Linked DNA regions of Mus musculus: regions 1 and 2 are each linked to region 3. Evidence: chromatin loops called from intact Hi-C (ENCODE). Cell type or tissue: left cerebral cortex. All regions are shown on one strand.

Region 1 (8,000 bases), 640 kb after region 3:
AAGAAATGGTACTGCCCAGGGTGTTCCTGCCCTTCCCAGCAGCACACAGTAGCTGCTGTGTTGGCCTTGTTCCTTTAAAGCTTATTAGGTGTTCCAGCATGCAGCCCAGAGTGAAACCACTACTTGGCAATATCACTTCTGCTCCACTTGTGGGACTCTAGAGGACGGGGCAAGCCTAGTCGGATTCCACAAAAGTAATCCTGATTTCACAGCCTCTCAGACTCAAAGAGGCAACAAGGGCCTGGGATCACAGGTTCCCTCCACGGGGCTGGACTGGCCAGTGTCTAGAAGCTGTTGGCTATTTTCCCTATCTCTAAGCCTTCCACTCCCACCTCCACAGAGGGCTCTCCTTGCAAGGGGCCTGCAAAACCATGGTGCAAAGAGCAAGACTGCCACCTAATGGAGAGACTGGGCATGACAGCTCAGCGGCTCAGGGCTCGCTGATGAGATCTGGTGTCCTATCCCCATCATCCCAAGAGACAGGAATATGCATCTGTTCAGTCAGCTTCCCTCTACAAACTCACCCTCACATCCCACACACCCTGCGCTGGACTGCCTTGCTCCTCCGCATGCCAAGAACAGCCCCCTGACTTCCACTGGGATCCAGGACAGATACTGTCTGTCCTAACCCGTCCTGGAAACTAGCGAACTACCATTTCCAACTGGATACGAAACTTCTTTTGGTCTCTAAAGTTCTCCTGACTGTAGCCAGTAAACAGGCTCTTACAAGTAGAGGGCCCATTACATCCAAGCCTGAGGACGGATGTGTGACTCATTGCGGTTCCTACACACGCACATCTCAGACAGTCAATGTCAGCCCACATTTGGCCGGTTTTTCTGACCACAGTGGTAGTAGTCCTGGGTACTGGGCCTCTCTGAGTCCTTCAGACGTAGCTAAGGGTTCTCAGGAGTCTTGGAGAAGTTGTCCTCTCTCCTGTACAGGGAAACCCTTCTTCTGACTGCAAATGGAGTGTAGAAGAATACCTAAAGGCAAGAAGAGGATAGGGTTACAACACAGGCAGGGCACGCTTGCTTTACACACACAAGGGAAGCACAGAGCGGGAAGCTTGTTCAGGTTAAATCAATCAGAAAACGGGAGGGGAGGGGAGGGGAGGGGAGGGAAGGGGAGGGGAGGGAAGGGGAGGGGAGGGGTAGACTCACCTGTGGCCACAGATACATTCAAGGACTCAAGACCAGGAGGCAGGTGGCGTCTGGGCAGAATAGTAAGGAGCAGCTGGCAGGAGGCAAAAACCTCCTGGGACAGACCAGAGCCCTCACTGCCTGCAGAACACGAGACAGTATTAGCCAGATGTCCACATGCAAATGATGTCCACATGCAGATGACATCAGCAAATATAAAAGCAGGTATACCCTACCTACCCAGCACCAGGAGGGTAGGCCGGTCCCAGACGAACTCTAAGCAGCTAGTGATGGGGACCTTGGAGGACTGGGAGATCTCAGGACCTGGGCAGCCCACTGTGCCCACCACGAGCCACCCCTGCTGGGCCTTGGCCTAGAAGAGGAAAGAAAATGCCATGTGCTGGTGCACCGAATCTTCATCAGAGCTACACGGTCAAGGACAGGTCCAGCCTTGCACACGCACATTCACTGAGAAATGTCTTCAACTTAGGAAGTCAGCCAGGACCTCTACCTGGTCTGGATTTGCTCTGGGCACTAAGGTCAAGAACATACAGACTAAAATCCCAGCTGTGGGACACAGTGATGGTAGAAGTCCCCTTTGAAGCGATGGCAAAAAGACGGGTCTGAAGATAACTAACGAGTAAGTTCTCATAGACAGTGGGAGAAGGTTACAGACTTCCAGGAAGATCTGCAAGTATGGAGGCACGAAGACCCCACCCACCTGTCATACCTAAAGACTATTAAGTTGGCCAGTGGCAGGACAATGATCACATAGGGTTAGGTCTCAAGGGTCACTGGAAACATAGGGCTTTTATACTAATAAAAAAAGCTTTGAACAGTTGTCTTAGTTTTTAAGATATGAGCTCATGAGCTGGAGAGATGGCTCAGTGGTTTAGAGCACTAACTGCTCTTTCAGAGGTCCTGAATTCAATTTCAAGCAACCACACCATGGCTCACAACCATCTGTAATGGGATCTGATGCTCGCTTCTGGGGTGTCTGAAGAGAGTGACAGTGTACTCATATACATCATATATATATATATCTCCCAGGCTGGCCTGAACCCATGGTGATCTTCCTGTCTTAAGTTTCTCAATCAAGTACTGGGATTACAAGTATGAACCACAGACCTAGTGCTTTGAAAGGTTATGAGCCAAGTGACGCAGTGTGACTCGGGCCTCAGCAGAATCATTATGCCTGCCATGCTGAGGCCCAAGCCCCAGTCCAGGGAGCTGGGGACTCCGACAAGGGTAGCAGAGGAAACAGTGAGAAATGGGGATGGTGTGACAGTAACTCCAAGGACAAGGATCTGGGGACATAGCTGTGGGATCAAGAAGTCAGAGGTAATGTCTGGGCTGGACAACTGAGCTGGGCAGGTCCTAGAAAAACAGATAGCCATGGTCAGACCTGGAAACAAGGAGTCTGAAATGCCCACTGTGGGAGCGGAGGGAGAGAGCTGTGTAGCAGAGGAGTGGAGTAATCTGGAACTGGGGAATGGAAAGTCAGGAGTACCCTTTTTCTTTTTCTCTCTGCCCTTTCCCCCCTCCCCTTTCCCCATGGCCACTTCCCTGGCCTTGGTCCTTGGGGACAGTGAACTCAAAATAAACCTGCCTTTAATTTAAAAAAAAAAAAAGAAGAAGAAGAAGAAAGAAAGTCAGGAGTTTAAATGTGACAGTGATGGGGGAGGTGGTGGTGGCGGCACACAACTTTAATCCCGGCACTTGGAAGGCAGGCAGGTTCCTGTGAGTTCAAGGCCAGGCTGATCTACAGAGTGAGTTTCAGGACAGCCAAGGATACACAAAGAAACCCCATCTCTAAATAAATATATAAATAAATAAATAAATAGATAATGGCAAGAAAGAACCAACTCCAGAGAGTTGTTCTCTGACCTCTACATGCACACACACTGTAGCACACATACCCAACACACACACACACACACATATATGTATATATATGAACTTGAGACACTGAAACAGGAGGATTGTGAATCATGAATCTGAGGTTGGCTACATAGCCGATCCTTTTCTCAAAAAGCCAATACAAGGGAATAAATGAAGCTAGGCAACTAGATTAGGGGGGAAAAATTAAGCCAATTTACACAAAAGAGATCCAAGGCCTGAGACTTGGAACATGACAGTGTTTGGAGGTCATGGGATCAAAGAGAATTCACTGGAGATGCCTACAGGAGAGTGCAGAGGCAAAGGGACGGCCAGGGGGAGTGGGTGAGGCTGTGACTCACGGACAATGTGTCTGCCTAGTGTAAGCTGAGTTTGATTGCTGAAAAAAAAGGTGATTAAAAACAAAACAAGACAAAATCAGAATGACCATATGTGCTAGATGCTGTAGACCTGTCAAGTACCTGAGAACTAAGAATGGACCTTTGAAGCAACATGAAGGATACTGTGACTGTCCGGGGCTTTGATGGGGTACGAAGGGAAGGTTCTGATTAACATGAGGTCAGATGAACACAGAAGACTCTTGGCATGCTGCAGTGGGGCTGGTATCGATGGAGCAGGCTTTGGTAGGCAGTGGGTGGGGCACAGGGCTGGCTGCTGCCTCCAGCTCTTCCCCAGTAACCAGGGGAAACAATTCTGTGGCCCAATGCTGGCAGGGAGTGTGGGGTGTGAGGAGAGAACTCCACTTCCCACCAGTCTCGGACAGTTCCTCAGAAGGGGGGCTGCCTGTGAGATGAAGCCAGACATGCTTCTAGACATGTGCTGGTCAATATGAAAATCTCAGAGCACACCAAGCCACTTCCTACAGATTTTAACTTTGTCTTCTTGTTTTGTTTTGTTTTTTACATGAGAGTTAAACTGCATGTAAGTGTACACACCACATGTGATCGATGCCTAGGGAGGCCAGAAGAGGGCACCAGATCCCTTGGAACTGGAGTCATAGATGGCAGTGAGCCACCACGTGGGTGCTGGGAATCCTCTGAGAGAGCAGTCGGTGCTCTTAACTGTTCCACCATTTCTCCAGCCCTACTACACGTGACTATTAAGGATTGAAATATGGCTATTCCAAATTGAGATGTATTATGTATAAGCATTTTAAAACGGGATTTAAGCCGGGCATGATGGCACACAACTTAAGGAGGTTAACACAGGAGGATTTCTGAGGGATCTGAGGCCAGCCTGGGCCACACAATAACCTGTCTCATTTTTTTTTTCACTAATATTTAAAATGTATGTTTTAATGATAATACTTGTGGTATATTGGATACAATCATGTTTCTTTTTAGTTTTCTAGATTTGTTGTTGTCTTGTTTTGTTAAGACTGGGTAGCCCAGACTGGACTTGAAATAAACGATCTTCCTGTGTCCACCTCTTAAAAGCTGGAATTATAGATATGTGTCATCACGCCTGCATGGTTACTGGAAAAATCTGAAATTAGACATATGGCTTGAATATAAGTTTATCAGGCAGCTTTCTTCAGCCTCTTTTCAAGGTTATTTTCTCACTGAGGGATGAGGGTGGGGACAGGGGAAGGATAGAGGGTGGAGGGACTGCCAAATGCGGGGCAATGCTGCCCCCTAGAGTCTAGCTAGGAAACACACAGCTAAAGAACACTAAAGCTCGCCCCTTGGAAAGCCTTGTTTAAATCGCTTTGAAGTTGAGCTTCCGGGTACCCACGACTCCAGTCCACCAGCTCCCTGGAGTACTGCTGAAGTCCCACGGTTGTCAGACATTGACTTGCCGACACAGGTGGCCATGGCGTGTAGTAAATGAGACGAGGAAATCCCTAACTTCAGACGATGCTCTATTTAAAAGGCCCTGGGATCTTTCCTGGTGGGACTTAGAAGGTCGTAGGAATCAATGCCACCACGTCCCTTCTCTTCCTCCTCCCCCAATCCACTGCGTTGGAGATAGCTTTAACATCCCTAACTAGAGTCATCGCCTCCGCCTCTTCTTCCCCTCTCGCCCCATTTTACCTGCAAAAAACCGGGCAGGTCAGGAGTGGCGAACACGTCCATCACCTCCATAGCCCCAGCGCTGGCCTTGCTGACTACTGGAGTAAGCGGACAGCTGCAAAGGATCCCCACGATCCGTGTTAAAACCAGAAAATCTCTAGCCCCGCGCCCTACACACCCCGGGGCTCCCCGCCCAGTGCTTAGGAGCTTGGCTCCGCCTCCAGATTGGGCGTAAACTGAATTAAGGGACGTCCGTGCCTGTTTCTCTGGCTGGTGATGACTCTGTCTACGCCGAGGAAGTGAGCGGAGCGCATCACAGCCCCAAGATTGCGGGGATCCTGGAGCCCCTCAAGGACGAGCCACAGCTGCTGAGGGTCGTCGCCTGAGCTCGTGTCTGCCGCCTCATCGCAAGGCCGGGGTCGCAGCGGGCTCACCTCCATGCACACGCCCTGGTGCACTTGGTAGCCGCACAAGGCATCCAGTTTCTGACGCCTGGGCCTCAAGACAGGGATGCCCCGAGCCTCGGCCACCCGGAGCAGCTCGGCTCGCTCCCCCTGCAGCCCAGCCTTACCGGCCTGGAGCAGGAGCCGGGCCACGCGCCGACGGGCAGCCCGCAAGGCCAGGAGGCATGGGGACAAGCCAAATAGACGTTCCAGCCGCTGGGCCGGCGCCAGGTCATCCAGAAGCAAGCGACTCAGCTCCTCCCCGCCAGGCCGTTCCCCGCGCCGAGCCACCGAGGAGAAATGGCGGGCAATCAGGCGACTGAAGCACCCGACCGTCCAGAGTCGCCGCATTGCTCCAGCAGCGCCCGAGACTCCACTGACAGACAGCTGGGGAGGACCCGTTGACCTCCCACACTTCGTCCCCTCACAAGGACTGCCCACAACCTGACCCTCGAGCCAAGACAGTCACCTCCCAGCCTCCCACGTGGGTCCCCAGCTTCCGGGTTCTGGAGGCCCAGCCCCCTGTCCGATGACGCACATGTGCGCTTGGCGGCAACCACGTCTCCACTGCACCCCCTACAGGAGTGAGTCGCACTGCCTCCGCTGACGCAGGCGAGCCTAGAGGCTGTGCTGGTGCTGAGCTAACCTTGGACTGCTCCCGGGTGAAGGAAGAAGTTAGAAGGCGTTCACCTGCTCGTCCTCAAAGACCACCGCATGTCAGTGGTTTGGCCATCTGTTCAATCCTCAGTCTTGGAGCCATCCTACATCCTGGCACAATGTCATAGTTGGGACTTTCTCCCAGAAGCATATCCTGTCAGACCCTCAGCACCAGCCAGCAGAACCCCTAGAATATTTCCCATCTCCCGAAAGCCCCAACGAGCCTACGGTATTTCTGCTGACAAGCAGCCGATGCCCTTGGCCCATGGTAATTCTACGACTTCCTTGCTCACTGCCCAGACTGGCTCTTTTCAGCCTAGTCTTTTAAAATATCTTTTTAAACCTTTTCCCTTTTCCTAATGATTCCTTTTTTTTTTTAATGTGCATTGTTGTTTTGCCTGCATGTACATCTATGAAGGTGTTGGATCCCCAAGAACTGAAGTTACAGTTGTGGGTGCTGGGAATTGTACCAGGGTTCTCTGGAAGAGCAGCCAGTGCTCTTAACATTTGAGCCATTTCTCCAGCCCCCACCCCCTCTTTTTTAAAATCAATGTCTCACTAAGCAGCCCTCATGGATGGCCTGAAACTCGTTGTGTAGCCCAGGCTGGCCTCAAATCCACAGAGGTCTCCCTGCTTCTGCTTCTCAAATGTTGGGATTAAAGGTGTGCAATAGTATTAGTATACCTGGCTCCAACTTATTTTTCAAAATTCTTTCACATGTGCGGGCATATTGTTTGTCCGTGTGGCTGTGCACCACATGTGTGCCTGGTGGCCCAGCGAGAGAGAGGAGGATGTAGGACTCCCTGGGACTGGAATCAACATGGGTCCTCTAGAGCAGCAGTGGATGTACTTAATTATGTATTTTGGGGACATTTGTATCCTTGGCTCCTATGGCTGGCCTGGAACTAACCATCTCCTGTGCCCACTCCAGAAGTGATGTTCCGAATCTACCCACCTTCCTAGCTACCTGGAAGGAATTCTGAGACACCAACCACACTGATCACCAGGAAGGGGGGAAAAAACTGAAAGATACTTCTGAAGGTAGAGTAGGTTGTAATCTCTCTCTTTAATTGTTACAGTGAAATGTAGTAGGAGACAGACCCTGATACTCTGTAGCCGTGGTAAGGACCCCAGGGTGAGGGCCAAAACTTGGCTGGAGAGCTGGGGGGGGGGGAGGCAGGAGGGTTGGGAAGGGAACCTGGAACCCTGGACAACCACACAGGTAAAAGATGAGGTCTCTGCTGCTCCAACCCTAAGGGGTGGGGGGTAGGGTGTAAGAGGATAGAGCAATGCCCCTTCTAGGTACATCCCTTTCCTAGGTCAAAAGGAAGAGGCACAGGAGAGCAAAGGTTACGGAGCCCCAAGAGGACTCAGAAGAAGTTAGATAGAACAGTCGAGATTCTGTCTTCTCTTCCCGGCCCAGTTTTTCACATTTGTAATGGGAATAGTCTGACAAGCTGTCTATCCCTTAGTGGGGTGGACATAGAAAGTAAGCTGCAGAGTCCAGAAATCAACACCTAAAATCCAGAGGCAGGAGGCGAGCCGTGAAGGGTGGAGAAGGTAGGATCTCCCCACAGAACACTAGGTCACCTGCTCTGTGGGCCTCATCTGGATGTCACCAACCTGTGGAGAGCGGAGGGTTTGAGGCAGCCACCTGCTTAGATACTCCCTGCTGGGCACGGTTAAGCTCTTGCTAGTGGGTAGGCAGCCAAGACCATACTTACCTGAACATGTGGGGGTGTGCTAAGAACGTAGATGACAGCCTCAGCCACGTCCTCTGGTCTGAGACACTGAAAGCAGGGGTGGGGGGTTGTTGAGACAAGAGTAGACCTGACCCTGACCTAAGTTC
Region 2 (8,000 bases), 51 kb before region 3:
GAGATGTGAATTTGAGGCCAGCCTTGTCTACAGAGTGAGTTCCAGGACAGTCAGGGTTACACAGAGAAACCTTGCCCAGAAAACACAAAAACAAAATAACAAAATATGTGGGTAAGTCAATAAAAATACTATAAGTGGGCTGGAGAGAAGGCTTAGAGGTTCAGAGCATATAGTCCTCTTAAAGTCTGGTTCCTACAACAGCCTGTGACATAAGTTTCATGGGGTCTTGACACTTTCTTCTGGCTTCCTCAGACACCTGCACACACATATACATACTTACATCCATACACACACTCGCGTGCGTGCGTGCGTGCACGCACACACACGAAACACACACAAACTATTAAAAACTAAATCTTTGGGGTTGGAGAAATAGCTCAGCAGTTAACAGCGGTGGCTGTTCTTCCAGAGAATCAGGGTCCGATTCCCAACATCCATACGGCAGCTCACACCATCTGTTACTCCCTCTTTTGGCCTCGAAAGGCATCCGTATGCATGTGCAGCAGACATATGAGAAGGCAAAACACTCATACACATAAAATAATAAAAATTTTAAAATGAAATAAAAATAAATCTTACAAGCAAAACTCCTATAAACAGGGTTAGACTGGCTCGGTGCTTGAGAGCGTTTGCCACTCTCACAGAAGACCTGGGTTCTGTTCCCAGGACCCACAAATCTATAACGCCAGTTTCAGGTGACCCCAAATCCTTTTACAGCCTTCACGGGTGCCTGCAAACATGTGATACAAATAAACTCACAGAGACAAACACACAGACACATAAGTAAATCTTTACAAAGCAAAAACATTATACACAAAGTCGAAAAAGCAAGCACATTGGAAGAAAGTATTTGCAAATTCATGGGAGAAAAAAAGTTGAAATTCTTCTTTAATTTTTAATCTTGATTTTTATGTGTACGAGTGTTCTGGTTACCTCAATGTTCATATAGCATGCACATGCAATACTTGTAGAATCCAAGAGGTGTCTGGTCCCCTGGGATTGGAGTTATAAATAATTGTGAGCCCTCATGTAGGTAATGGTGACTGGACTCAGGCTCTCTGGAAGAGCAGTCAGTGATCGTAACCACTGAGCCTCTCTCTAGCAACTGAAATTCTTATTCTATAAAGATATTCCTGAGGCCCCAAGTTTGAGTCACACCATCAAAGGGAGACATAAAACGGAAGAACCACGTGGTTGTTGTGGACCACACTTGTAAATCCTGGGGGAGACCTTCAAGACCTGCCTAAGCTACAGATCAAGTTCTATGCCAACCAGGGCTATACAATAAGACCCTGCCTCAAAAAAGCCAAACAGAACAAAACAAAGCCAGGAACAGTGAGTGGTGCGTTCCTAGAGTCCTAAGTACTGGGACGACGAGGCTGAGAGACTCATTTAAGAATCAGAACTTGGCGGAAAAAAAAAAAAAAATTCTGACCTTGAAACCAGCCTCAGCAGCAAAGTGAGAATTCACCTGGAGAATAAAAAATAAGTAAAACAGAGCTGGGAAGGGAAGGAGACAAAAGGAAGACAAAAATGGTCTTCAACAGGGGGACGACACTAATATGGAACTTCTCACTCCAGGTGAGAACACAGTTCCAAGCCTGAACCTTTGCAGCAATGACTGCGGCAAACAGGGCAGGGAGGAATGCACAACAGCACAGCTCATTTGGAGGGGAATTTAGGAAGAGAGAAATGAAACTACAAATCATTATTATTATTTGTGGGGTTTTTTTGCTTGTTTATTTCTTAGGCAGGATCTCAGTATGTAGGCCAGGCTTGACTGGAACTCATTATGTGGATCAGACTGGTCTTGAACTCACAAAGATCGCCTACCCTATGCCTCCTGAGTGCTGGGATTAAAGGAATGTGGCATGATGACAGGCCCTAACAATTGTTTTAAAGGGTGGGAATAGCAGGGAGGGAGTGGCCTTTAATCCTGGACTTGGGAGGCTGAGGCAGACATGTTACCAAGCAGAAGCCAGCCTGATCTACAGAGAGTTCCAGGACAGCTTCAGTTCCACAGAGAAACCTTGTCTTGAAAGACAAGAGGTGGGAATACTTTCAGTTTACACTTGGAACATTAGTCAGATGAAAATATAGAACTAGATGTGTCCAAGATTCTAACTTTCTGAATATACGGAGGGAAGATGCAGAGTGCCTCTGATACAACGACAGGAACCAAATCCTAACAACATACTTCTGGGTCTTACTAATGAACATCAACTTTATGACTGTGCGTGTGTGTATGTGTCTGTTGTGTGCACTGCCCAATTTTGTGATCTCTAATTTCTTTGAAATCCAATGATGGTACAAGCCTGAAATCCCAGCACTTGATGAATAAGTAGTTTAAGGTCATCCTTAGCTACAAAGCCAGTTCCAGGCCAGCCAGTCTACATGAGACCCTGGGCTCAAAATAAACACGTCTATTTCCTGATCAACCATATGGTGACTGGTTCACTCAGCTTGGCTTTTTTCTAAAGTGATGAAGCTGTGCCACATTCAGTAGGCAAACAACAGACCGGTCTTGCCTGACTTTACTTTTATGTGCTATTCCTAATTCCTTCAGGCATTATCAAAGGCGCTGCTTCCCTGATCAACCTCTACTTTAGGTGGCTATTTATTGTCACTTGAGACTTGTCCCACTGTACTTACTGCTAAAGGAACCCAAACGGTCCATCCTCTAGCTGACTGATGGCTGCTTGATCTCCCTTGATGTAGAGTTTCAAGACTTCAGACGTTGCCAAACAATCCCACGATCCCCTAAGAACAAAGAGAAGATGCACACAGATCAGAAACCAGTCCAAGGTATATTTTGGCAACCCGACACGGCAACTGTGTGGTTGCCAACCACAACACTCAGACCCCCCCCCTCGCTCACAGAATGTGAAGTGCAGCCTCCTTACAGAACCTGGAACTTGCTGGTATGGTGGTATTCACCTTTAATCCTAGTACCCAGGAAGCAAAAGAAAATAGGTCTCTGGTTCAAGACCAGCCTGGTCTACATGAAGAGTTCGGAGCCAGCTACATAGTGAGATCCTGTCTCAAAAAATAAATTGGATTTTATTACTGGAAACTAAGGAATCCTACCCAACATATGCGGATCAGTAACTTACTCCTTCAGACAGGAGGACTTCAATGTCATCCCTGGCTATCTTGGACTGCTTGAAACTCATGGTGGTGCACACCTTTGATCCCAGCACTCAGGAACCACAGACAGCCTACTCTACAGAGTGAGCTCTAGGACAGGCAGGCAGGGCAACATAGAGAGACCCTGTCTTAGAGGGGAAAAAGGAAAGAAAACCCAAGCCAAAACAAAGCAAATACCAATTTGGACAAATAAATGTTAGTTTTATAAAAGGCTAATTCAGCCGGGCAGTGGTGGCACATGCCTTTAATCCCAGCACTTGGGAGGCAGAGGCAAGTGGATTTCTGAGTTCAAGGCCAGCCTGGTCTACAGAGCTAGGACCACACAGAGAAACCCTGTCTCGGGCTGGAGAGATGGTTCAGTGGTTAAGAGCACTGACTGTTCTTCCGAAGGTCCTGAGTTCAAATCCCAGCAACCACATGGTGGCTCACAACCACCCATAATGAGATCTGACGCCCTCTCCTGGTGCATCTGAAGACAGCTACAGTGTACTCACATATAATAAAATAAAATAAATAAATCTTAAAAAAAAAAGAAACCCTGTCTCAGGGGGTGGGGGACAAACAAACAAACAAAACAAAAGGCTAATTCACCTTCATTTCTCCTGAAATAGATTTTTCTTTTTTTTTTTCCTTAAGATTTATTTATTTATTATCTGTAAGTACACTGTAGCTGCCTTCAGACACTCCAGAAGAGGGCGCTTGCTACGGATGGTCGTGAGCCACCACGTGGTTGCTGGGAATTGAACTCAGGACCTTCTGAAGAGCAGTCAGTGGTCTTAACCTCTGAGCCATCTCTCCAGCCCCCCCCCCTTTTGTTTTTAAAGATTTATTTATTTTATTTATATGAGTACATTGTAGCTGTCCTTAGACCCACCAGAAGGCATCAGATCCCATTACAGATGGCTGTGAGCCACCGTGTGGTTGCTGGGATTTGAACTCGGAACCTCTGGAAGCGCAGCCAGTGCTCTTAACCGCTGAGCCATCTCTCCAACCAAAATAGGTTTTTCACGTTGACATTTTTAGCTTGGGGACTGACATACAAAGTATATGCAATGCTTAGATAAGAAGGCTGAGGGTCAAACTTTAGGCTATTTTGGGTAGGGGTGAGTTTTTACTCTATTTCCAAGAAAAATGATCTTTGAAGAACGTTGTGGCTCAGTAGTTCAGTTGTAGGGTGTTTTAGCAAGGATGCTTTATATTCACACTCCAGCATCCATTGAGCAAACAAACCCAGTACTCCAGAGGTACAGACAGTACGATCAGTTCATGGAAACTCTTGGCTACATTAAGTTCAAGGTTAGCCCAAGATACATGAGGCTGACTAAAAAAAAAAATTAATTAAAAAAAAAATTAACAAAGGCATATGTCAGGTACTAAATGTAATCTTAGTACGGGGACTATATCTTGGAATCCTAACAATCTCCTGACATAGGCTGTTTTCCCCAAGAAAATGAAGCGCTAAAGATTGGGGTATTTGCACAATGTTTTTACAGCCTGGTGAACAGCAGGGCTCTATCAAGACCTTTACAGTGGCAAAGATTCTACAGTACGTTCTGACAAACACTTCACATTGCAAAGCACAATGCTGCAGAAAGCAAAATCCTCCTTCCTCTCCTTCCTTAGAAGACCACGCAGTGACACTAACATCCTTGAGAGATGGGCTACATTTAAATTAATTACAAGAGGGATCAGGGAAGGCATGGAGGGGCAGGATCCCATGAGCACAGGGGAGCCGCGGGCTTGGCAGTTGTGCAGTTAACATCCTTAGAGCTGCACGGTCTTGGGCAGGTCACTGTAGCCGGGCCTCGACCGCAAAACAGTGCTAAACACTGGGGCGCGGAGACCCACGTGGGGGTTCGGCGGGTCAGGTGGGCCGGGGCCGTGCTCCACCGCCCAGCCGGGAATACGGAGCTGCGGCACCGCCAGCCGCCGGGGGGAGGGGCTCGGGACTCGCCCGGCCGCGCCAACCTCCCCCGCCGCGTGGCCCCGCCGCGCCAGCCGGCACCTCGTGACCCCGCGTGCCCTCGCTCCCGCCGCTCGGCCCCGCGCCTCACCTCGCCACGTCCCGCACCTCGGCGCCGAAGAGCCCGCCGCTGCGCGCGCTGTGCAGACTCTGCGTGCGCGCCGCGGCCTGCGTGCGCGGCCTCGACTCACGTGCGCGGTCCCGTGCCGCGAGCACGCCGAGGCGGTCCCGCCTCCTCCAGTCTGGCAGCGGGCGGGTCCCGGTGGCGCCGCCCCGGGATGGGGAGCGTGGTACCTGGCTGCTAGTCGGTGGGCTCTGAAGTCTGACCTGCTGTCACTTTCTCCGTCGCCACAAGCGGCCCGGTGGCATGTGCTAAGGCGGCTTCCGCTGTTTCAGTCTAGATTTTTTTCTTAACAGTCCCATTCCAATTCTTTTGCAAGCAAAGAAACTGAGGCTGCCCAGGCTCTGGACTGGAGGATGACGAGCCCCGGGCGCATCATGCCACTCATGGATTACCCGGACTGAATGACTTGAGGGGTGAAGAGGGTCCTTTTTATTCTGATGCTTCTGGGACGTCGAAATTGCCTTCTCTGGAAAGACCCATCCCCTGCCTGGGCTTCAGAGGCCCACATGGAAACGCAGTGATGATGTGGTGGTCCACTCTGATGTCACTCTTGAGGGCTAGGTATGTCCCAACATCTCTTATTACTAATAGTATAGATTCTTATAAGAGCTTCCATTTGTGGAGTCCTTCAATACTGCATGCCAGGCATTGTACAAAGCGGGTTACACATAAGGGTTCGTCTAAAACAACTTTCTGAGGGAGGCACTGTTACTGTCCTCATGGTCCAGCATTGAAATATATAACTTAGGATCACAGTGCTACCAAGTGTTGGGGAAGAGCTCTATTCCAACCCATGGCTTGATCTTAACTATTATGCTGTATATCTATTTAAAAATCTGTTTCATAGATTTGCCCAATTTCTGTTGGAATTCATTTATACGATATCTGCCCGTGTGGCATCTTGATTTGTTTTTTGGTACACAGGTAATATAAGTCTATTGTTAAAATAAAAATAAAATCTGCAGCTGGGTGCAATTAGTGGCTCACATCTGTGATCTCAACACTTGGAGAGTGCAGGACAATTGCTTTGAGATTGAGATCAATCTGGGCTACAGAGTAAGAGATCTGTCTCAAAAAAAAAAAGAGTAGTAAAGAAAAAACATTAAAAATTCACATGTGAAAGTCATCCCCACCACGTTAAATAAACAGTTGATGCTATAGAGTACTTCACATTTACTGACTCTCCAAATCCATTCATTTCACAAAAGCACAACGAACAGCCACTTCCCTGGGTGCTGAGAATTTGGTAGTGAGCGAAGTATATGCTCTTGCACATAAGGTTTGTGTATTTTATATATAAGCAATAAAATATAAGTATGTTGCATATTAATATATAAGTAACAAATATTTTTAAATGCCTCATAATGTGGTTTTATGGGAAATAAATCAGGATCCAGATATAACAGTGATAGATTTTCTTTTAGTCAGGATAGGGAAGAAAGGCTTCCTAGCAGACATAACACACAAGAGGAAATCCAATTATTGAATGAGAAACAGAAGCTTCCAGATTTCTAGAGAGAACCATAGATGAGACTCAGCAGGTACGGTGGCCCTGGTGCGTGGCTTTGATAGGCATGGAGAAGAAGAAGCAAGAAGGTCAGAGTGGCTGGAGCAGATCCAAGTAAAGAGATTTGATGGAAAACAGCCTGGACCCAGGTCCCACATCACTTGGTAAACTTTGGTTGGATTTTTTTATTTCACTGGGATATGATAGAATTCCATGAAGGGTAGACATCAATGTATTTAAGAAAAGAATAGTGGCTCATGCCTGTAATGCCAGCACACAGGAGGTCAGCCTACGCAAAAAATTCCAGTTCAGTCCGGTGCATGTGACCCTGACTCAAAAAATGGATAAATTAAAATGTCCAATGTCTGGAAAAACCAAAAAAATAAAAAATAAAATGTCCAAGAGGGATGAAATTTAAATGGATTAAAATGTATCCAAAGGGATCCAACAAAGTATGATGTCATAAGCGTGAAAATCACACAAATAATGAAACCCATTACGTTAACTTAAAAATTAGCGCAAAAACTAAAAATGTCAGGGTGTGGTGGGATGTCTCTGTCAGTGAAGTGTTTGAATTTAAACCTCGGTGCCCTAGTCAAGGTGGTGCGTGCCTGTAGCCCCAGCACTGGGACGGAGACCAGAGGATCCCTGGGGCATGTTGGTCAGCCAGTCTAGCTGAATCAATGAGCTTCAGGTTCCTTGAGAGAGAACTCTCTCAGAAAAATAGAATGAAGGGGTTGGGAGATGCCGCAGTCAATGGAGTACATGTCGACCTGAGTTCAGATCACTAGCACCACTATTCCACTCGGTACCAATCCCACACTGGGGAGAGGTGAGACAGGCACATACCTGGAGCTCATTGGCCAGCCAGCCTAGCCAAAGCAATGACGTCCAGGAGAAGCCCTGCCTCAAAACACAAGGTGGAGAGCACGTGAGGAAGGCAGCCAACATCAACCTCTGCCCTCCATATGTAAAGGCATATATGGTTAACTATATACATATATGCATGCATGCGAGCACACACACACACACACACACACACACACACACACACACACACACACACCCAGTGAAAAGGAAGGATGACACTGTTAGAGGCAGTGCCTTCCTCGGTTTCTTCCCTTAGCAGTGTAGTGTTGGTAGCATGGCAGGACCATCGGAAGAGAAGGGTAGAGATCACAGACGACGGACTTTAGAAGCCAGGTTTTGTTTGGGAATCTGTGTTTTGCGTACTAACTGGAAATCACAATAGGACTCTG
Region 3 (8,000 bases):
AAACAAGTACTCCAGTGTTCCTAGTGCAGGCAGCCAGAGGAACATACCTTGAGAAGTAATGCTCTAAATCTTAAGCAGAAATGATTGCCAAATGGAACTTTACAGAAATTGATGATATACTATTTACATATATATAGGTTTATCTACTTTTGAGAATTTATCCTCTCACCTATGCCCTTTACAAATTTACACAGCTATCATCTAGGCAGTGAGATACAGCTGTTTAAGAGTGCTAGTTTTGGCCGGGTGTGGTGGTGCACACCTTTAATCCCAGCAATCAGGGGGCAGAGGCAGGCAAACCTCTGTAAGTTTGAGGCCATCCTGGTCTACAGAGCAAGTTCCAGGACAGCCATCTTGACACTGAGAAACGCTGTATTCAAAAACAAAGACAAAAACAAAAAGACAAAACAAACAAAAGAGTGTTCTTTTTGTTTTCAAACAGATTATAATCATTGTAAAAACAAGGACCTCTCAGACTTTTCCCACATAGGGAAAGAGATCGATGAAGGTAGTCAGGATGCTTAGTATCAATTCCTTACACCTCTATACAACTTCTTTTTAATTAATTAATTAGTTAATTTTATGTGAGTTATGTGAGTTCACTGTAGCTGTCTTTAGACCCACCAGAAGAGGACATCAGATTCCGTTACAGATGGTTGTGAGCCACTATGTGGTTGCTGGGAATTGAACTTAGGTCCCCTGGAAGAGCAGTCAGTGCTCTTAACCGCTGAGCCATCTCTCCAGCCCCATAACTTTATTTTTAATAGTTTTGTTTTGGAGTCTAGTTTTGCTTCATGTAGTCGAGCTAGCCTCAAAGTTGCTATATAACCAAGGATTGTCTTGGATGCCTGATCCTCCTGCTTCAGCCTCCAGTGTGCTTAGATTACAGGCATGTACTGTGCTCAGTTTCCTTTTCTTAAAATAAACTTTTATTTATTCATGCTAAATTTACTCCTGTGTCATAAGTTTTGTCTCTTCAGCTTCTTCTGGGGAATAATTTGTTCCTTCTCAGTGAGGCTCATTGCAGTGTGGCAGGGGAGTCACATGTGGGGTAATCTGGCCATGAGCTCTGTAAATTTGTTGCTTCTTTGTAGACGCTTGGCTCACCTGGGTATGTTGAGTGTCTAGAGGACCTACATCTAAACCCTTAATTTCATAGTCTCTGCATTCTTAAGCATGTGTAGCAAAAATTCAGCATTCCTTTTGACCTACACTCTTTGTCCTTTCCCACTGTTTGGTCTGGATGACCTACCAACTCTACCATTAAACAGCTGGAAGGGTACACATTGCTTCTTTAAAGTGACATGTTTCAGGTATTTGGTGGCTTTTTGAATATGTGTCCTCAATGGCCTGGGCAGTTTCACCTTCTTAAAGTGAACACAATGATTTAAGCCTCTTGATTTGCATGCTTTTGTAGGGTTTTCTGGGTCAAGAGAGTTGTAAGCCATTTTTATAGATCACCTCAGGCCACTTACAGGAAGAGCTGGCTTCCTCTTTACACAATCTTTTTTTTTTTTAATATTTCTTTTTATGTGTATGAGTGCATGTTTGTTATGTACCACATGCATGCCTGGTACCTGAAGAGGCTAGAAGAGGGTGTCAGAACTGGATACATTCAGTGTCTAGAGGACCTAGTGTCCCCTGGAACTGGAATTAGACTGTGTGAGTCACTCACGTGTGTACTGGGATTTGATCCCCGGTCTTTTGGAAGATGGTCAATGCTATTGAGCCATCTCTCTCGTGTAGGCCTTGTATTCTTTTAGGGCTGTTACAACAAAATATGACACTACAGAAACAATATAGAATTCTTCACATTTTTTTGGAGACTAGAAGTCCATAATCAAAATGTCAACAGTGTTAATTACCTTCTGAAAATTTTCTTCTAGACTTATCAATTACTGTCTTCTCTGTCTTCAAAGGATCTCTGTCTATCTGTTCCTTAATATCCATTTGTTTAATTGCACCAGTTATATTTTACTAGAATCTACCCTAAATGATCATGTTTTAATTTAATAATATCTTTAAAGACCCTATCTCTATCCCTGCTCCCCCACACATCTTGAGGTACTGTAGAATAGGACTTCAGCATTGGGTTTTGGGGATATAATTCAGTCCAGAAAAGACTTCTAGTTCCAGCTTCTAGAATGCACACTTGCCCCCTTTCTCTTCTACCTGCTAGCCTTGTATAGTATGTTTTCTCCACCCTTTGTTTGGCTCTATTCCTCCACCTCTTACAGACACACAGCTTGTGTGGCAAGGACTCATGGAGACCTGCTCTACAAAGCCTACAGTAGAATGGGCAGGTCTTGGCCTGTCCCAAACAGCACAACACTCAGGAGTGGTTCCAGTTCCAGAAGTTACTTACTGTCTTACAGCCCTTTGCCATTTCTCTGCTCCGGTGTCTAAGCATTTGATAGCAGATTCTTTGTGAGTGGTCTTGGGCTATCCTAACTCATTCTTGGTTTCTCCTCCTGTAGCTTTTTGTTGTTTTGTGTCTTTCTTCAGTCTCCCAAGGCCAGGCAAGGTACAAAATCTTGAAGGCCCAACTCACCTGCCTCTGCCGTGTAAGTACACTATTGTAGCTCTTTCATTAGTCCTTACCTTGAGTAGTTTGTTTTACTTTTTTTTTGACAATGTTTTGTGTATATGTTGATATTTTCATATCCTAGTGTACATGTGAACTTTGTTCAGTTTTTTCCTTCTCCCGTGTGGGCTGGGATAGTACTTAGGTCCTCAGGCTTGGTTGCAAACTCCTTAACCTGCTGAGCCAACTCACAGCCAAGAGCTGGTCTATTTGAATACCTCACTTGAGGGTGGAACCCAGGGTCTTACACATGTGAGGCAAATGGTTACACCCCACAATCCCTGAGTTTTTGAGGGTAAGCCCATTATTGTGACATTCCTAAAGCCGACAAACAGCAACACCGTTAAGAATCCTCGGGAAAGAGACTTTAAAAGGTGAAAGAATTAGAGGCGACTTCAAGATTTTTAATTCTTTTTACTTGGTCACTTCTTCATGCCAGCTTCAGAGAGCACTACTATGGAGAGGCAAAGCTTCCCAGATTATTCTTAGTCAGTAAGTGGAACGTCTTGTTAAACCAGAAAGTCTTGCTCAATTTTCTTTTCTTTTCTTTTTTTTTTTAAAGCTTTGAATTTCCTTTGTTCAACTGACATTTATCCCATTGACACAGTTACTGTTAAAATATAGGTCACTGTTTTGTAAAATCTGTGAATTCCCCAATTTGTTTCTAATCCTTATAACTTCAAAAGTGAGTGGGTAAATTCCTGGAGGAGCTGCCACCTTATGGCAATAAGGGATCCCATTGTTCCTGTTGACCAATCTTAATATCTTCCTGTCTTAGCTTCCATCCAAGAATTCGTTTCCTGGGGTGTGCCTTTCCATCCTTTTCACTTTTGCCCTCTGGCACTGAACTACTCTTCTGGCCACAGTGCCCTCTTCTGCACCTTTCCTGGCCTCCATCACAGGCTTGTGTGGGATTGGGAAAAGAACTCTGGGTGCTCCTCTGAATTCTTGCAATAGTTTAGAATTCACCCCATTCTTGTCGAATGGATTTCCTCTCAGCGTCTCGGCACCTAAGATCAATGATTGCATTGTGTTGGGAAGTCTTCCAATCACCATTAATCTTCAATACATACTGCCATGAAAGTATGTGAAGTGATAAAACTAGAGAAATTTGTTGACTTCATTCACCTCAAAAGGCTTGGAGCAACCCCAGTAAAGGATGTAAAACAATCTAAGAAGTCAGGACTCCCTGACACGCACTGTGGAGGGCAGGCATGAGACTGCTGTCCTTTGTACCTTCCTTACCACCAAACTTTATTTACTAACACTTCTCTTTAGAAATACTCCGCGATCCAGCATCTTCAGCTCCTTTTGAGGTAAGCTGGGGAGCTAAGCAAAGGGGCTGGTTGCATAGGCTAGCCTCCACTACTCTGAAGGCAGTGGACAGGCAGGACATGGACCTCATTAGAGCGTCAGGATTAGCAATGGTTCTGTTCATCCAGGGCCAGCACGTCGCCGATCGCACCTCTTGGCTCCCCTGGGTTCCTTTCCCGCGCTACTCGCCAGCAGGTCCTTGAGGGGAGTTTCGAGCGGAACCATAGCTTCCACTCCGCTCTCTGCCGGGAGGTGGAGCCGTTGGGCCGGCCCCAAACCCGCCCAGACAGAAGGGGAACCCACCACGTCCCAGACCCGCCCGCCCTCGCACCGCTCGGCCCCGAATGGCAGAGCCGCACTCGGACCATCGGCATCGCCTCACGTCGCCCCGCCCCGCGCCGCGCGCCCATTGGCTGACGCGGGCCCGAGCCCGCGCCTCGCCCCCTCCCACTGGCGCCCAGACCGCGCGGCTGCCCGGAGCGGGGTCGGAGGTGAACGGCCTGGAGTAACCCCGGACGCGCGCGGACCTAATGGGGCTGGGCGGCTGAGGTGGGCGGCCGGGCGGGGGCGGGCCGGGGGCGGGGCAGTCCACCGAAGCCCCGCCCTCCTCGGCCCCGGTGCCGGGCCGGCCTGCTGAGCGCCTGTCAGCCATCGCCGAGCCGCCGGCGTCGCCTCCCGCCCAGCACATCTCGGCGCAGGGTCTCAGCGACCGTCGGTCCCTGCGTGCCGCCAGCCTGAGGTGAGGCGAGGGCCGCAGCGCAACCCGGAGCGGCCCGGGCCGCGGAGGGGCAGCCGGCAGGGGGCGGCCTCCCAGCCTCCACCGGCACGCGGTGGGGCTCCATCCAATGCAGACCCCGGGCCGGACAGCCGAGTCCTCTCCTCAGCTCCGCGGCCTCCAAGCCCCCTCGCTCGAGCTCCGCGTGGAGGGCTCTGGGGTCAGGCTGCTTGCGGGCCGAGACCCCGGAACCTGGGAGGAGTACCGCCCAGGGCCCTTAGGGAGGAATCAGTGAGTCTGCCCGGTGCTTGCTGCCTACTTGCGGGTCTGATTCTTTGCGTCGGTTCCTGGGCTCCGAGAGGGAGAAGACCACGTGGGAGGCGGGTGTTGAGGGTTGGGTCTGGTTGCACGGAAAGTCTCGGTCCTCTCTTGCGGAGAGAGGTGTGGGGCGCAGAGGCGCGGGCTGCTGTGGTACTCACTGTGCCTTTGTATCGCGGGGAGAGCCCGGGCCAGGCGGGCTGTCCCTTTGCCAGTTCCTGCTCGCAGGATTTGAGGGTTTCTATGAGGGACGTAAGTAGTAAAAGCGTGCTCACTAGTTCTTAACTCTCCCTTTGGCGTTCGCCTTGCTAATTTAGGGCAGCTATTGGAGATAAGACTTAAGAAGGTGATAGGAAGCTAGAGTTCAGAGGAAAATGTGAGTGGAGATTCTGCCCTCATCTGGGCCGATATGTATATAGTTTGGATATGTGTATCCGGCAAGTGGACATTTCCAATAAGCTTTAAAAATCAGGGGCTTCATGTAGGCCTTGTGGGTTTTTACAGAAGCATACAGGAGTATAACTAATCAGAGGAAATAATTTTAGATGGTTTTGTTAGGAGATTTAAGACAAAAGGCTCTAGGATTTCCTGATTCCATGTCTACATAAATTGTTTCAGAAACTTCCCAACGTGCAGAATAAATCTAATAACCTGGCCTTCACTCTCAGACGTTGTTCTCTCTTGACTTTTCTGTTTCATTTTTCCCTCTAACTCTACAGTTCAGGCTGGGAACTATGCTTTCCTTGGTTACATAGTTTAGTTTCCTCTCTGTTAGCGGATAGGAGAACCCTAATTTGTCTGTTGCTTGGTGAATGGGGATGCCCTTGACATCTGTCTTGGGATTTTTGTGTGTGTGTGTGTGTGTGTTCATTTGACAAGCACTTGTTGGAAAAGCGTTGTTGTCTAACAGGATTTTTCTAAAAAGCAGTGTAGGTAGTAGGTGCTTGCTAGCTGCAAAGTAGCAAGTTTCTTCCCACTTCTTTGGCTTCAGTTTATTTCTAAATACTATTTAAGCCTTAACAGAAGTATTGATGTGACCCCCATGATAATTAGCAAGACTTGTGGGTTTGAAAGATGTCAACAGTAAAATACTGAATTCTGGAGCTGCCAGCGCTTATTAATGTTATAGAGGTTTTGCTTGTGATTTGCCAGAGGATAGAAATACATCAAAGAAAAGATTAAGTCGTTTTCAAAATGGAAGGGAAAGTTGGGAAATAATGAATTTTTACATCAGACCATGACTAAGTATTATCAAAGATCTGTCATTGTGAAAGCTAGCCTTGGAGAACTCTAAAGTGCTGTGAATGAGTTCAGGTGTAGAGCACTTTTCAGCTAATAAGTAGGAAATTTTTACCTGTCACACAGACTGGTTTAACTGGTCTAAAGCCAGTGTTTTGTTTTTATTTGAAGGGACTTCATATGTGTAGCCTTGAACTTGGAATTCTCTTGTCTCAGTGTCTCAAGTATAAGGATTGTTTGTAGGCCTGTGCTGACATACCGCCTCCCTTCCCTCCTGAGATATGGTTGTTCCTCAAGTAGTGTATAGCCCTGGCTGTCCTGGAACTTTCTTTGTAGACCAGGCTGGCCTTGAACTCAGATCTGTCTGCCTCTGCCTTCCAAGTGTTGGGATTAAAGGGTGCCCTAACACACCCAGCTTTTTCTTTACCCTTTTCCTTTTTTTGTTTTATATTTATTTGGTTGTGTGTGTGTGTGTGTGTGTGTGTGTGTGTGTGGTGTGTGTGTGTGTGTATGTGTGGTCATGCAGGTGCTCAGGTGCATGTGTGGAGGTCTGAGGACAACCTTTAGGAATGGGTCTTCAGGTTTGAACTCAGGTTGTCAAGACTCCATAAGCACTTACCCCTTTAAAAAAAGAAACCAAAAAACTTTTCTCTATTTATTTTTTGTGGGGAATGTAAGCATGCCTGCCATGTGGAGATCAGAAGACAGTCTCCTATCTGTTTACTCTTATATCATGTGAGCCTTGGGGAATGAACAGAGATCATCATCTCACAACAGTCCCCTTTACCAGCTGAGCTACCTTCTGGGATTACAGGTGTGTGCCGCCATATTTGTTTTGTTTTTGACGTGTGTGTGTGTGTGTGTGTGTGTGTGTGTATGCTCTTGTGCAAGCTTACACCAGGTCAGAAGACAATTTATGAGAGTTGGGTCTCTCCTATCATGTGGGTTCCTGGCAAAAAGTGCTGTTATGTGTTGAGCTGTCTCCTTGGCCTTCAAATCTTTTTTTTAATGCAGTGCTGGGGATTGAACCAGGGCTTTGTGCATGCTAAGCATGTACGTTACCAACTTAGCATTCTCCGCCTCACTGTACCTTTCTGTGAAGAGGACCCTATTTGTAGATGACACAATTTTGGCATGTCAAAGCCTTGCTTTTTGTTTTTGTTTTGTTTTCAATTTTTAGGTATCTAATATCTTAATTATTGGATGAGCAACCAACAATTAAAATCGTGCAGTAATACACTTAAATTTAATGTTTTTACTGGGGAAAGGCTGGGTTACTTTTTGAAGCAATTCAGAAAAAAAGTTGTTTTATCATTCTTTAACTTTTTTTGTTTTGTTTGTTTTGTTTTGTGACAGGGTTTCTCCATGTAGCTCTAGCTGTCCTAGAACTCTCTCTGTAGACCAGGCTGGCCCCAAATTCAGAGATCTTCTGCCTTTACCCCTGAGTGCTGGGACTAAAGGCCTGTGCTACCACCGCCTAGTATTCCCTAACATTTAAGAAACGTCTTCTATATGTATGGGTACAGGAGGGATCAGGGTAAGGTCAGAAGGCAATTCTAGGGAGTTCTCTCATTTCCCTGTACATTGAACTCAAGTTCCTGTGCTTGAACTTGGAAGTCTGTTTGCTAGGTGAGCTATCTCATGTGACCCTTCACATGTTCTTAAAGATTAATAACTGTAGAAGCCACACATCAAGCATATTTCCATACATTTAAAATCAGAAGGCTTATGAATAAACACTGGAGCCTTATTGGCTGAAAAGTAAATCTTAATCACTGTTGAGGGGACTCCCATTTAAACGTGGTCCTCATCAATCCATCCACTTTGAAA

What was found. Peaks named below come from ENCODE experiments on the same cell type or tissue, not always from the same donor. Only the 100,000 strongest peaks of a DNase experiment are listed, where the experiment ranks them.
Region 1: it touches region 3 in a loop (12-fold over the local background); 2 of 42 quality-filtered maps call a loop at or near these places.
Region 2: it touches region 3 in a loop (2.1-fold over the local background); 9 of 42 quality-filtered maps call a loop at or near these places.

Annotation. Positions count from the first base shown.
Region 1 is chr11:84,813,528-84,821,527 of GRCm38, forward strand. Mrm1 (mitochondrial rRNA methyltransferase 1) reads right to left here and starts at 5,988. Exons shown (of 5, transcript NM_145433.1): 1 at 5,310-5,988; 2 at 5,073-5,166; 3 at 1,381-1,513; 4 at 1,162-1,281; 5 at 1-984. The coding sequence starts at 5,845. The coding sequence ends at 905. Dhrs11 (dehydrogenase/reductase (SDR family) member 11) reads right to left here. Exons shown (of 7, transcript NM_177564.5): 6 at 7,876-7,941; 7 at 7,201-7,774. The coding sequence ends at 7,733. In left cerebral cortex, CTCF peaks have their summits at 410 (motif pointing left), 3,998 (motif pointing right), 4,678 (motif pointing left) and 6,063; DNase peaks (open chromatin) are centred at 409, 751, 4,063, 4,681 and 2 more places; H3K4me3 peaks cover 2,259 bases; H3K27ac peaks cover 1,994 bases.
Region 2 is chr11:84,124,336-84,132,335 of GRCm38, forward strand. It overlaps Tada2a (transcriptional adaptor 2A), which reads right to left and starts at 5,233. Exons shown (of 16, transcript NM_172562.3): 1 at 5,202-5,233; 2 at 2,653-2,760. The coding sequence starts at 2,677. It also overlaps a transcript of Acaca not described here. In left cerebral cortex, CTCF peaks have their summits at 3,824 (motif pointing right) and 5,219; DNase peaks (open chromatin) are centred at 463, 2,444, 5,029, 5,294 and 1 more place; H3K4me3 peaks cover 2,347 bases; H3K27ac peaks cover 1,143 bases.
Region 3 is chr11:84,175,290-84,183,289 of GRCm38, forward strand. It overlaps a transcript of Acaca not described here. Among named protein-coding and RNA genes, the nearest start is that of Gm11437, 12 kb to the left of the region's middle. In left cerebral cortex, CTCF peaks have their summits at 4,130 and 4,734 (motif pointing right); DNase peaks (open chromatin) are centred at 4,262 and 5,008; H3K4me3 peaks cover 2,413 bases; H3K27ac peaks cover 1,710 bases.